2 separate regions of the Homo sapiens genome follow, and region 1 is linked to region 2. Evidence: chromatin contacts called from ENCODE Hi-C data. All regions are on one chromosome and are shown on one strand. Each heading gives the region's core, a stretch centred on a gene start or an enhancer-like site at or near the end of the contact. The rest is flanking DNA. Distances are from core to core; before and after follow the strand shown.

Region 1 (4,984 bases), core at 2,418-4,917, 210 kb after region 2:
GGTGAAAAAAACAAGTTTTGGATCTATACAGCCCTGAGCCTGCCATCCAGTTCCCCACAGGCTCCCCCCTCTGTCATATGTGGTTGTTGGGATAATCTATTGAAATAATGCATGCAAGCTATGTAAGATACAGCCAGCCTCCTACTAAACCCTCAGTAAATGTTGACTGTTATTTTTGAGATCTAGAAGTCACTCAGACCCATATTGGGCAGGATTGTTAAGGACAAATAACAGAATCTACTCACGCTTGCTTAACCAGAAAAAAAAATAATGTATTAGAGGAGATAAGCTCGCTCACAGCACAGCAACCCGAGGAGGACTATGTACGGAAGGCCACTCTGAAGCTTCACAGCCAGGAGCCATGTCCGGCCACACCGTGGGGACTTCTGAGAAAACACTGCTCTTCTGTCATTGAGGAAAGCTCCTCAGACACACAGAACCACTATCCAGGGCCCCTCTCGACTGCCCCTGAAGGGCAGAATTCCTTGGCCACTGTGCTTGCCAGATGATGGGGTTCCCTTTGTGTGGCCGTGTCCTCGGAGTGCTCACTTCTGAACACTGGGCTCCCGTGGGGCCCTCGAATGTGCAGGCCCTTGCAGGGTCATGTTGTGAAATGCCAGGGAGTCCAGCAATGCATGTCTGCTTCCTTCCATCCTGTTAAGGCTGGACTCAAAACAAGGAAAATTGCCTAAAATGGAGGAAGAGGGTTTCTGAGTGATGGGCAGCCACAAATGACCAATGTCTGCTCCATGCTACTCTGTCCCTTGGGATTTGGGTCAACTCGGCTCAGACCCCTGCACCCAGCCTGCATGATGCCAGGGCCCTTCCCACAATGGCAACAGGTTGCCCACCTTACTTCTCCACCTTTGTGTCTGCTGTGCCTGCTCAGTTTGGACTGTACATGGACCCTGGCCCCTTCACTTGCTTTACAAGAATCCTGCCACCTGCATGAATTGCACAGCTTAGTAACTTTCCAGAAGGCTTGAGGAGTCACCAGGAGAGATTATCCTGCCCACATCTTCTCCCTCGGAGTCCCACCATCTCTCCCCTGGCCTCTGCTCCCTTCTAAAAGCCCAGGCTCCCCACCCATGACCCTCTGCCTCAAATGGCCCCTGAGAAGCAACAGCTTAGCCTTCCCTGAGATTCTGTGGGGAGTAGTCCCACCAGACAGCAGCCTCCCAAGGGCTGTGCCCAAGAATTCTGATTAATGTCATTTCCCCACTCCTGTAAATTGCCGTCTCCATCATCGTTGATGTCATCTTCATCTCCCTAAGATGCTAGAGCTTTTTGCTGGGGGCAGGGACCTTTAGGGTCTTCAAAGTTTCCCAGTTGGTCAAAGACTAGCTACTGGTCCATTTAGCTCAAGGATGCCAGCCTCTGGCTGAAATTGTAATCAGGAAGATAAAGCAGGGGCTGTTTGACTGAGTATCATCCCATGCCTGTCTTTCTCTTGGTTCTCCCCCAAAGCAGACCCCAAGACAAGGCTTGGAGTACAGTTTATTAGGAGGTGATATTAGGAAGCACCAGTAGGAGAGAAGGGAAGGGAAATAAGGATGGAAGGTGACATTAATAAATGAGTTACCACTATGAGCAACTGGAGCTCAATCCCCCTGGACATTCTCTGAGAGGCTGCATAGATTACAACTCAAAATCATCCTGTCCAGAGATAGGGAGGCTGGGTATCCACCCCGCAGCTCGCAGTCCTCACTGACTGAGGGCTGTTCACAGGGCATTCATTCTTGGCACTTGCAGCCTCCTCGGTGCCCTGCTAGGCTTGCTCTGCATTCAGAGAGAACCTTTGGGCAGGGAGACACTGGTGCTTGAGGTAAGAGCCATGCTGTGCACACCAAGCTGCAGGTGACTCCAGGGTGGCCTGGAGAAGAAGTGCAGGCACTGGCGGCCTCTATGATCATTAGCACTGCTTTCATTTGCTCAGGCTGCCATAGCAAAGCACGGTCAGCCCTCTGCATCTGTGGGTTCCACATCTATGGAATCAAGAATATTCAGGGGGAAAAACTACATCTGTACTGAACATGCACAGACTTTTTTTTCCTGTCATTATTCCCTAAACAATATGACATAACAAGTACTTACGTGGCATTTATATTGTATTAGATATTATCAGGAATCTGGAGATGGTTTAAGGTATATAGGAAGGTGTGCATAGTTTATATGCAAATACTATGCCATTTTATATCAAGGACTTGAGTATCCTTGGATTTTGGGTGCACGGGGGTCCTGAAACCAATCCCCCATGGATACCAAGTGATGACTGTACCAAAAACTGGGTGGCTTTAAATGACAGTGTATTCTCTCCCAGTCCTGGAGGCTAGTCCAAAATCAAGGCTTCAGCTGGGCTGTGCTCCCTCTGAAGGCTCTGGGAAAGAATCCACCTTGCCAAGGCAGTTCTTAACAATCATCGGTGTTCCTTGGCTTGTGGCCACATAACTTACCTCTGCCCTCACAGGCCCATCTTCTCTGAGTCTTAGCTCTGTGTGTATCTGGCTCTGTGTCCCAATTTCCCCCTTTAAGAACACCAACCACATTGGAAAGGGCCCATCTCACCCAGTGACCTCAACTAATTACATCTGCAACAATCCTATTTCCAAATAAAGTCCCATTCTCAGGAACTGGGGGTTAAGGCTTCAACATATCTTTTTGGAGGGATGCAATTTGATGCCCACCAGGCACCTTATATGTGTTATATTCTTCAATCGTGACAGCAGCTGTGAGACAGGTGTGCTTCTCCAGGTATCACACAGAGGAAATTGAGGCCCTGAGAGGTGAAGCGACCCTCTTGAGAGCCCCCAGGTAGGAAGCTGCAGAGCTGGAAGCTGAACACAGCTCTGTGACAGGCTGAAGTCCATCATGTGCTCTTCTAAACAGTATTGTCTGCTGTAGCCCACCCTGGCTTTAAGGAGGAGAAAGCCAATGCGCAGGCTCCTAAGCCAGGCTCCTCGAGTTCAAGTCCCACCTCCACTGCTGACTACCATGAGACCCCCACACATTCCTGACCTCCTTTAAGGCTCCCCCTGAAAAATGGGAATCAGAGCAGTGCCTGCACCACAGACTTATGATGAAGATCAATTTAAATAATATATGAAAAATATTTAGTAAGCGTACAGTGAATGTCAGTTGCTGTCATTATCATCACAGTTACATTTAATATTCTGAACATTAAACACCACGAGCCTCTATACAAAGCTCATATTTCCAGGCCACAATTCAGGATCATTTTTGTCTTTCACTCCTTGCTACAGCTGCCCACGAGTGATTCCAGGCAGGGCCATGACGGCTGCTGGGGTGGGCGGTGCCAGCCCTTCTCCCCCATCCCTGCGTGCCCCCCTGCTCGCCCCTGCTTGCTAATGCCCATGTGACATGAGACTCTGAAAGCAGCGATAAAAACAGCAGCTCTTAATCTGCCTGCTGCATGTGGCTTTATCTGAACCCCTCCTCCCTGGGCTGCTGGGGGCTCAAGGGGAGATGGGCAGATTAAGAGCAACGTTTCCGACATGCCCTCCCACCTCCTGCAAACTGGGGCTGCCGCCAGCAGATTTCCTCAAAGCCCAGCGAGGCAGCCGCCGGAGGAATGTGCGGCCTCCTTGGCATGGCAGACATTCAAGGGAGCCCACAAAGGCGCTGTTATGAAAACCCTCTGGAGCACGGGGTAGGATGGGAGCGTTTCATTTGCAATTGGGATTGCACATTTCAAGAACGGGAGCTCGGCAACAGAACGCATGCATGTGAACACACACGGCTCATAATTAATTCATTTCACTTCCTCCTGTTGAAAAAATATTGCAGGAGATGGGGGGTGGAACCACCAGTCTGAGCAGGTAGTTATTTCTGTGCCTGGGGCTCAGCCTGGCTGAGAACCAACCTGTCTAACATGGAAGCTGAAGGGCAAGTAACTCTCGTGCGGGCTCCTGCCCCAGCCGAGGTACAGCCAGCAAGGCGTTCCTGGGTGCCCGGAAGTGGCTTCCCCAGACTGGTCTCCTCCACCTGCATTTTGTGTGGTCTTCTCATTCTTGGACAAGATTGTCTTTTAACTGCTAAAAACTAGAGATAGAGCTAGGAGCTATCACTTAGCCACTGGCACTTCCCAGCAACTCCCCAGGAGTTACAATGCTCAGGACGTATTGGCAAACTTGTAGGAACTACAGGACCCGTGCGAGGTCCTAGATAAGGTGAGGAAAGCCCCACTCCCTTCCCTCAAGCAGCCTACAGTTCAGAGGGAGGAGGCAAGTTAAGTAGGTGTGTGCATGGCCTACTGTGGAAGAACAGAAGGGGAAAGCCAAATCTAGCCTGGCAGTCAGGGAAGGAGAATGGTACATCCACGAGGAAATGGAAAGAATGAACAGGAGTTAGCAGGGAGAATCAAAAGTGCAAAGACCCTACAGCTAAGAACAGCCTGGTACATTCTGGAATATTCTGGAATGGGAGGTTTAAGGGGTGGTGATGGTGCCAGGAGGATTAGAGTTAAAAAAGCAAGGGTTTAAAAACTGACTTTGGTTTCTCTATCTGAGGGGGCACTCACTTAAAATGATAAAGACAGGCTAGGCTCAGTGGCTTACACCTATATTTCCAACACTTTGAGAAGCCAAGGCGGGAAGATCGCTTGAGCCCAGGGGTTTGAGATCAGCCTTGCCAACATGGTGAGACCCCGTTTCTACAAAATTTTAACAATTAGCGGGCATAGCGGCATGCCCCTGCGGTCTCAGCTACTTGGGAGGCTGAGGTAGGAGGATCACTTGAGCCCTGAAGGTCAAGGTTGCAGTGAGCCGTGATCATGTCACTGCACTCTAGCCTGGGCGACAGAGCAAGACCCTATCTCAAAAAAAAAAAAAAAAAAAAAAAAAAAAAAAAAAAAAAGAGGTCCTGATAGCCCAAAATGGTCATGAGTAAATTTTACTTGATAGAAAAAAAAAATGTGTTTTTTTTCATTCTATCACTTACTCATGTAAATAAATGTTTACTGAACATC
Region 2 (5,451 bases), core at 2,528-5,027:
TATATAGGATATATATATATATAGGATATATATATATAGGATATATATATATAGAGAGAGAGGATATATATATATATATATAGAGAGAGAGAGAGAGAGAGGATATATATATATATATATGAGACAGGGTCTTGCTCTGTCACCCACATTGGAGTGCAGTGGCATGATCACTGCTCACTGCAACCTCAACCTCCCTGGCTCAGGCAATCCTTCCCAATTCAGCCTCCTGAGTAGCTGGGACTACAGATACGCACCACCATGCCTGGCTAGTTTTTATATTTTGTGTAGAGATGAGATTTTGCCATGTTGCCCAGGCTGGTCTTGAACTTTTGAGCTCAAGTGATCTACTTGCCTTAGCCTCTGAAAGTGCTAGGATTACAGGTGTGAGCCACCCCATCCAGCCTGGAATAAGCATCTTTTTTATATACCTATCTTGGAACCTAAGCCAAGGCTTGGTACTTGGTAGGTCTCAGAAACTGTAGGCTGAGTGAATGAAAAACACATGCATAGGAACAGAGGAAAAAGTTCCAAGAGATTGGGACCCAGGACTGGTAAACATTAAGGGGGGTTGTGGAGGCACTCTGAAATAAGGAAAATGGAAGTCTGCCTGAGTCAAGCAATATGACAGAAACATGGGCTTTGAAGTTCAATAAACTACACTGTTGAATCAATCTCTGCAAGCAGCATTTTCTCTCTTGCAAGTGGGAATATTGTTGATACCTGCCTCAAAGTGGTGTTGTGAGGACTGGAGAAGGTAATGCATGAAAGTCCCTCACATAGTTTATGTTTAGATCAGTGGATGGCAAAATCTGTATTAGTCTCTTTTGCTGCTATAACAAATGACCACTATCGGAAGAACCAGCCCCAATATTTCAATGTAGGTTCTTTTCTATTTCCCCTAAGTGTTGGCCAGTCTGCGAAATAAAGAGAAAGAGTACAAAAGAGAGAAATTTTATAGCTGGGCCTCCGGGGGTGACATCACATGTCGGCAGGTTCCATGATGCCCCTTGAGCCACAAAACTGCAAGTTTTTATTAAGGACTTCAAAAGGGGAGGGGGTACGAATAGGGAGTGGGTCACAGAGATCACATGCTTCCTAGGGCAATAAAAGATCACAAGACAAGTGGCAGAGCAAGATCACAAGGCCAGGGCGAAATCAGAATTACTGATGAGGTTCCATGTCCTGCTGGGCACACATTGTCATTGATAAACATGTTAACAGGAAACAAGGTTAGAGAGCAGACAACTTGTCTGACTAGAATTTGCCAGGCTGGAATTTCCTAATCCTAGCAAGCCTGAGGGCACTGCAGGAGACCAGGGCGTATTTCATCCCTTATCTTCAACCGCATAAGACAGACACTCCCAGAGCGGCCATTTTACAGACCTTCCCCTGGGAATACATTCCTTTCCCAGGTTTATTCCTTGCTGGGAAAAGAATTCCGCGATATTTCTCCTATTCGCCTTCTGCAAGAAGAGAAATATGACTCTGTTCTGCCTGGCCCCACAGGCAGTCAGATCTTATGGTTATCTCCCTTGTTCCCTGAAAATCACTGTTATCCTGTTCTTTTTTAGGATGCCCAGATTTCATATTGTTCAAACACACATGTTTTACAAACAATTTGTGCAGTTAATGCAATTATCACAGGGTCCTGAGGTGACATATATCTTCAGTTTACGAAGATGATGGGATTAAGAGATTAAAGTAAAGACAGGCATAGGAAATTATAAGAGTATTGATTGGGGAAGTGATAAATGTCTGTGAAATCTTCACAATTTATGTTCTTCTGCCACAGCTTCAGCCGGTCCCTCCATTTGGGGTCCCTGACTTCCCACAGCAGACGACAAACACAGTGGGCTTAAAACAATGTGAATTTATTATCCTATAGTTCTGGAATAAAAATACTGGGCTAAAATCAAGGTGTCAGCCTATCTTCCTTTTGGAGGCTCTAGGGGAAAATCTGCTTCCTTGCTTTGTCCAACTTCTAGAGACTGCCGGCATTCCTTGGCTTGTGGTCCCTTCTTCCAGCTTCAAGGCCAGAAGTGTGGCATCTTCTCTTTTCTCTGACCTCAGCTTCCATCCTTACATCTTCTCTCTCTGATTCTGATGCTTCTGCTGATCTCTCACAAGGACTCTTCTGATTACATTGGGCCCACCAGGATAACCTCCCCATCTCAAGACCCTCAACATAATCACATCTGCAGAATTCCTTTTACAGTGGAAAGTAATATATTCACAGGTTCCAGGGATTAGGATATGGACATCTTTGGAGGGCCATTATTATTATTATTATTTAATTTAAAAAGAGACAGTATCTCACTATATTGCCCAGGCTGGTCTTGAACTCCTGGGCTCGAGTGATCCTCTTTCCTCAGCCTACCAAAGTGTTGGGATTACAGGTGTGAGCCACCGTGCTGGCCTGGAGGCCATTGTTCAACCTGCAAAAATATGCTGTCTGTTCCCAAAGTTTTATGTCTATCTCAACTGCATTGACCCATTCTTAAAAACTCCCAACCCATTACAGCAATCAACCTGAATCCAAAATCTCATCTAAGTCTTATCAGGTCAAAAGTTTCATTTCTCATCACATAAATCATCGAATATAGGCATGGGTGAAGCTCTGGGTATAGTCCAGTGTGTGGCACAATTTCTCTCTATCTGTGGACCTATGAAGCTAGCAAAGAAATTATCTGCTCCCAAAATACAAAATGAAACACACTCCACCAGGGTAACAGCACTCCCATTCAAAACGAGAGAAGAAGGAAAGAAAAAAAAGAGTCCCTGGTCCCAAATGTTTTCTAAATCCAACCAGAAAAACTCCATTAGGTTTCAAGGCATGGCTCTCAGCTCTGCCTTCAGAGCCTATAAGGTCTGCTCTCACAGTCATCTTTCCTTCTTCATAAAGGGTAATACTTGTTTGCAGCTGTAGTTTCACCCACCTGTTTCCTGTCTGTAGAATTTTGGTGATCTGACAACCTTCTTTCATTTTGTTCTCTCTGTCCCTTTCAGGTCAAGCTGGCAGTGTTTTGGGGCACATACCATTCTTAAAAGCCTTGTGAGTTTCCTGCATATGTCACATGGACTCACTCCATTTGACCATCAGGCCAAATCAAACCTATTGCCTCTTTTTGTAAATGAAGTTTTATTGCAACACAGACACACCTACCTGTTCATTTACATATTGTTGATGGCTATTTACATGATATAACAGAGTGAAGGGTTGCAACAGAGACAGTGTGGCTCAAAAGCTGAGACTATTTACTATCTAACCCTTTTCAGAAAATGTTTGCTGATGACTGGCCCAGAGCCAAAACCCAAATAAGTAGTAGCGTTTAAACAAATGACAGGCTTGGGTGGGTTGCAAAAGCGGGGCCGCTTGGAGGTAGTGAATATTTCAGATGTTGTGCGGGAGGTGTGAGGAGAAAAGTGAGAAGCGGTGAGGGACGAAGGAAGAGGAAGTGAGAGCCATGGACTTCAGAAGTAAACTTGAACTTCTTGGCAAGTTACCTTGGAAGCCTGGGGCCAGGGTCATTAAGCAGCAAGATTACCATGAAGGAAAAGAGTGAACCAAAAGAAAGTAAGGGGAGAAATTCAAACTGGGCTCAATTGTGACAGAAAAGAAAAATCACACCTAGAGCAGTACACTGAGTCCCTTAGTATGCAAGAACCACATTGCCTCCTCCTCATCCTCCCTCTGAAAAGAAGCCCGCTGTGCACACCTATGGGACAGCCTTTGCTTAATTCTATGTGCCAGCGGCAGCTTCCCAGTAAGCCTTCTCCCCTTTGCTTTTGCTCCGTGGAAATGAGAACACGCCAAGGGTGACGTTTGTGTGTGGGTTTTGGCGCTTTCACAAAAAGCTTCATTAGCCTTATTTAGAATATGATTGCTCCTTCAATCCCTGTGCATAAATGGATTTCAGGTGACCATGCCTGTCACAGGCCCCTGCTCGCCTGGTTACTGGCTTGAGGTATTCTTTGGTTTAAACAAAGCAGGACAAATAAAGAGCAAAGACCCACTCAGGGCCCTAGATGTTCATAGAAACTGATTTCCCCTTAAAAAAACAGCTCACTGTGGGAGTTGTAAATAGGAAGAAATGAACCATTTAAGAGAGTCTTTGAGACTACTGCCTGTTGGAATGGAACCAGTTTGGGGTTTGGGGTGGAGGTGGCATGTCAAATTTGTGGTTACTTCCTAAACACACACAAACTGTTTCAATATCTGATTTGAATATGCTACAACTGCCCCCTGCCAAAACCCTGCCCAGCAGTCTTTCTCCCCACAAACAGCTAAGCCAAGAACCCCAGGACAATTTGCTGTCTGTGCTGATAGACTATCTGGGGTTTCTAAAGCAGGCGATGTATTCTATTTCAGGAAATCAGACCAAATAAAAATCATTCCAATTAAAAAGTGCCACTGGGCAAGTAGAACAGCAAGTGCCCACCTCACACAAAACAGACCAACCACAAAGTGCAGGCTTTCATATATGTTGTTGATGGCAGAGTCACTGCCTTAGAGCCTCGAGTTTATTCAATGGGATAAAAGTTGCCTGGTAAATTGGGCTGAGAGGATTTTTTCCCAGAAGGCCATCACAAGGCATTTTGATGTACTTATCATTTACAAGAGCCTAGAGGAATCTAAAAGTGATTTTGATTTCAAATACTATAGAACCCAGTTATTATATAGCTTATTAATACTGAGCTTCAAATAACCATCAGATATATTCTGAGACACACACATATGCACACACATACACATACACACACATACACACACACACACCCTCTGTACAGGCTTGTAATATGAGGCCTGTGATGGTGATGTCTCATGTTATTTAGGGAGTCGGGTTCTAAATTTCTACAAAGATGAAAATTGTGTACAGTTAAAGGTGCATTTGGAAAATCCCTTCAAATGCCCACTAGCACAGTGAGGTGCTTGCACCGTGAGAGGTAGGAAGTAAATCTGATTACTTCAGCTCTCACATGCCCCTTGCAGGTGAGGATGGGCAGAACCAACACCATGTCAGCCCTCTTTTTCACTCTTCTTGCTGAGGGCATGGAGATGAATTCACTTTAGTTAACTGTATAGGTTATATAATTTCACCTTGATCAGCTCACCCCCAGGAGGGTTAGTCCTGTCTACAAATACAAAAGCCACTCGTGTCTTTTTTGTAGGAAAAATTCCTCACTACCTGGTAAGGAAGACCCTCCATTGTCTCAGCCACTAAAAACACTCCCAGTGTCTTCCATCCCTTTTTCTTCCCCTTTCTCTCCTAAAAAGACTGACTTTGGCTTTTGAAAATTGGTTAAACCTTCTCTCTCTCCCTCTTTTCTCTCTTTCTCATTAGCATTTCTAAGTGTAATGTTCAAAGCTTCCAATGGGGACAATGCCCTGAAATTTCAGACAGCTCCAAAGGACTCCTTCCCACGCTGATGTAGGCACTTGAGTTTTGAATT

What was found. Hi-C counts contacts between places; a loop is a spot of excess contacts on that map. Pooled maps may share reads with other maps.
Region 1: a loop to region 2 is called in a pooled map, with 2.0 times the contacts of the local background. The contact joins two enhancer-like sites. A Hi-C loop is called at or near these places in 1 of 168 maps with a recorded cell type or tissue (CD14-positive monocyte), 6 of 37 single-sample maps with no recorded cell type and 3 of 50 pooled maps.

Annotation. Positions count from the first base shown.
Region 1 is chr3:72,285,709-72,290,692 of GRCh38, forward strand. The region is part of intron 5 of LOC105377158 (a long non-coding RNA gene); the gene reads right to left. Among named protein-coding and RNA genes, the nearest start is that of LINC00870, 140 kb to the left of the region's middle. RefSeq lists a cis regulatory region at 3,119-4,355. Within about 2 kb of position 3,668, at least 5 of the 41 ENCODE cell types and tissues checked have a DNase peak (open chromatin) inside an H3K27ac peak, as active enhancers do.
Region 2 is chr3:72,074,719-72,080,169 of GRCh38, forward strand. The region is part of intron 2 of LINC00877 (long intergenic non-protein coding RNA 877); the gene reads right to left. Among named protein-coding and RNA genes, the nearest start is that of LINC00877, 23 kb to the right of the region's middle. RefSeq lists enhancers at 3,481-3,570, 3,641-3,770, 3,891-3,940. Within about 2 kb of position 3,778, at least 3 of the 41 ENCODE cell types and tissues checked have a DNase peak (open chromatin) inside an H3K27ac peak, as active enhancers do.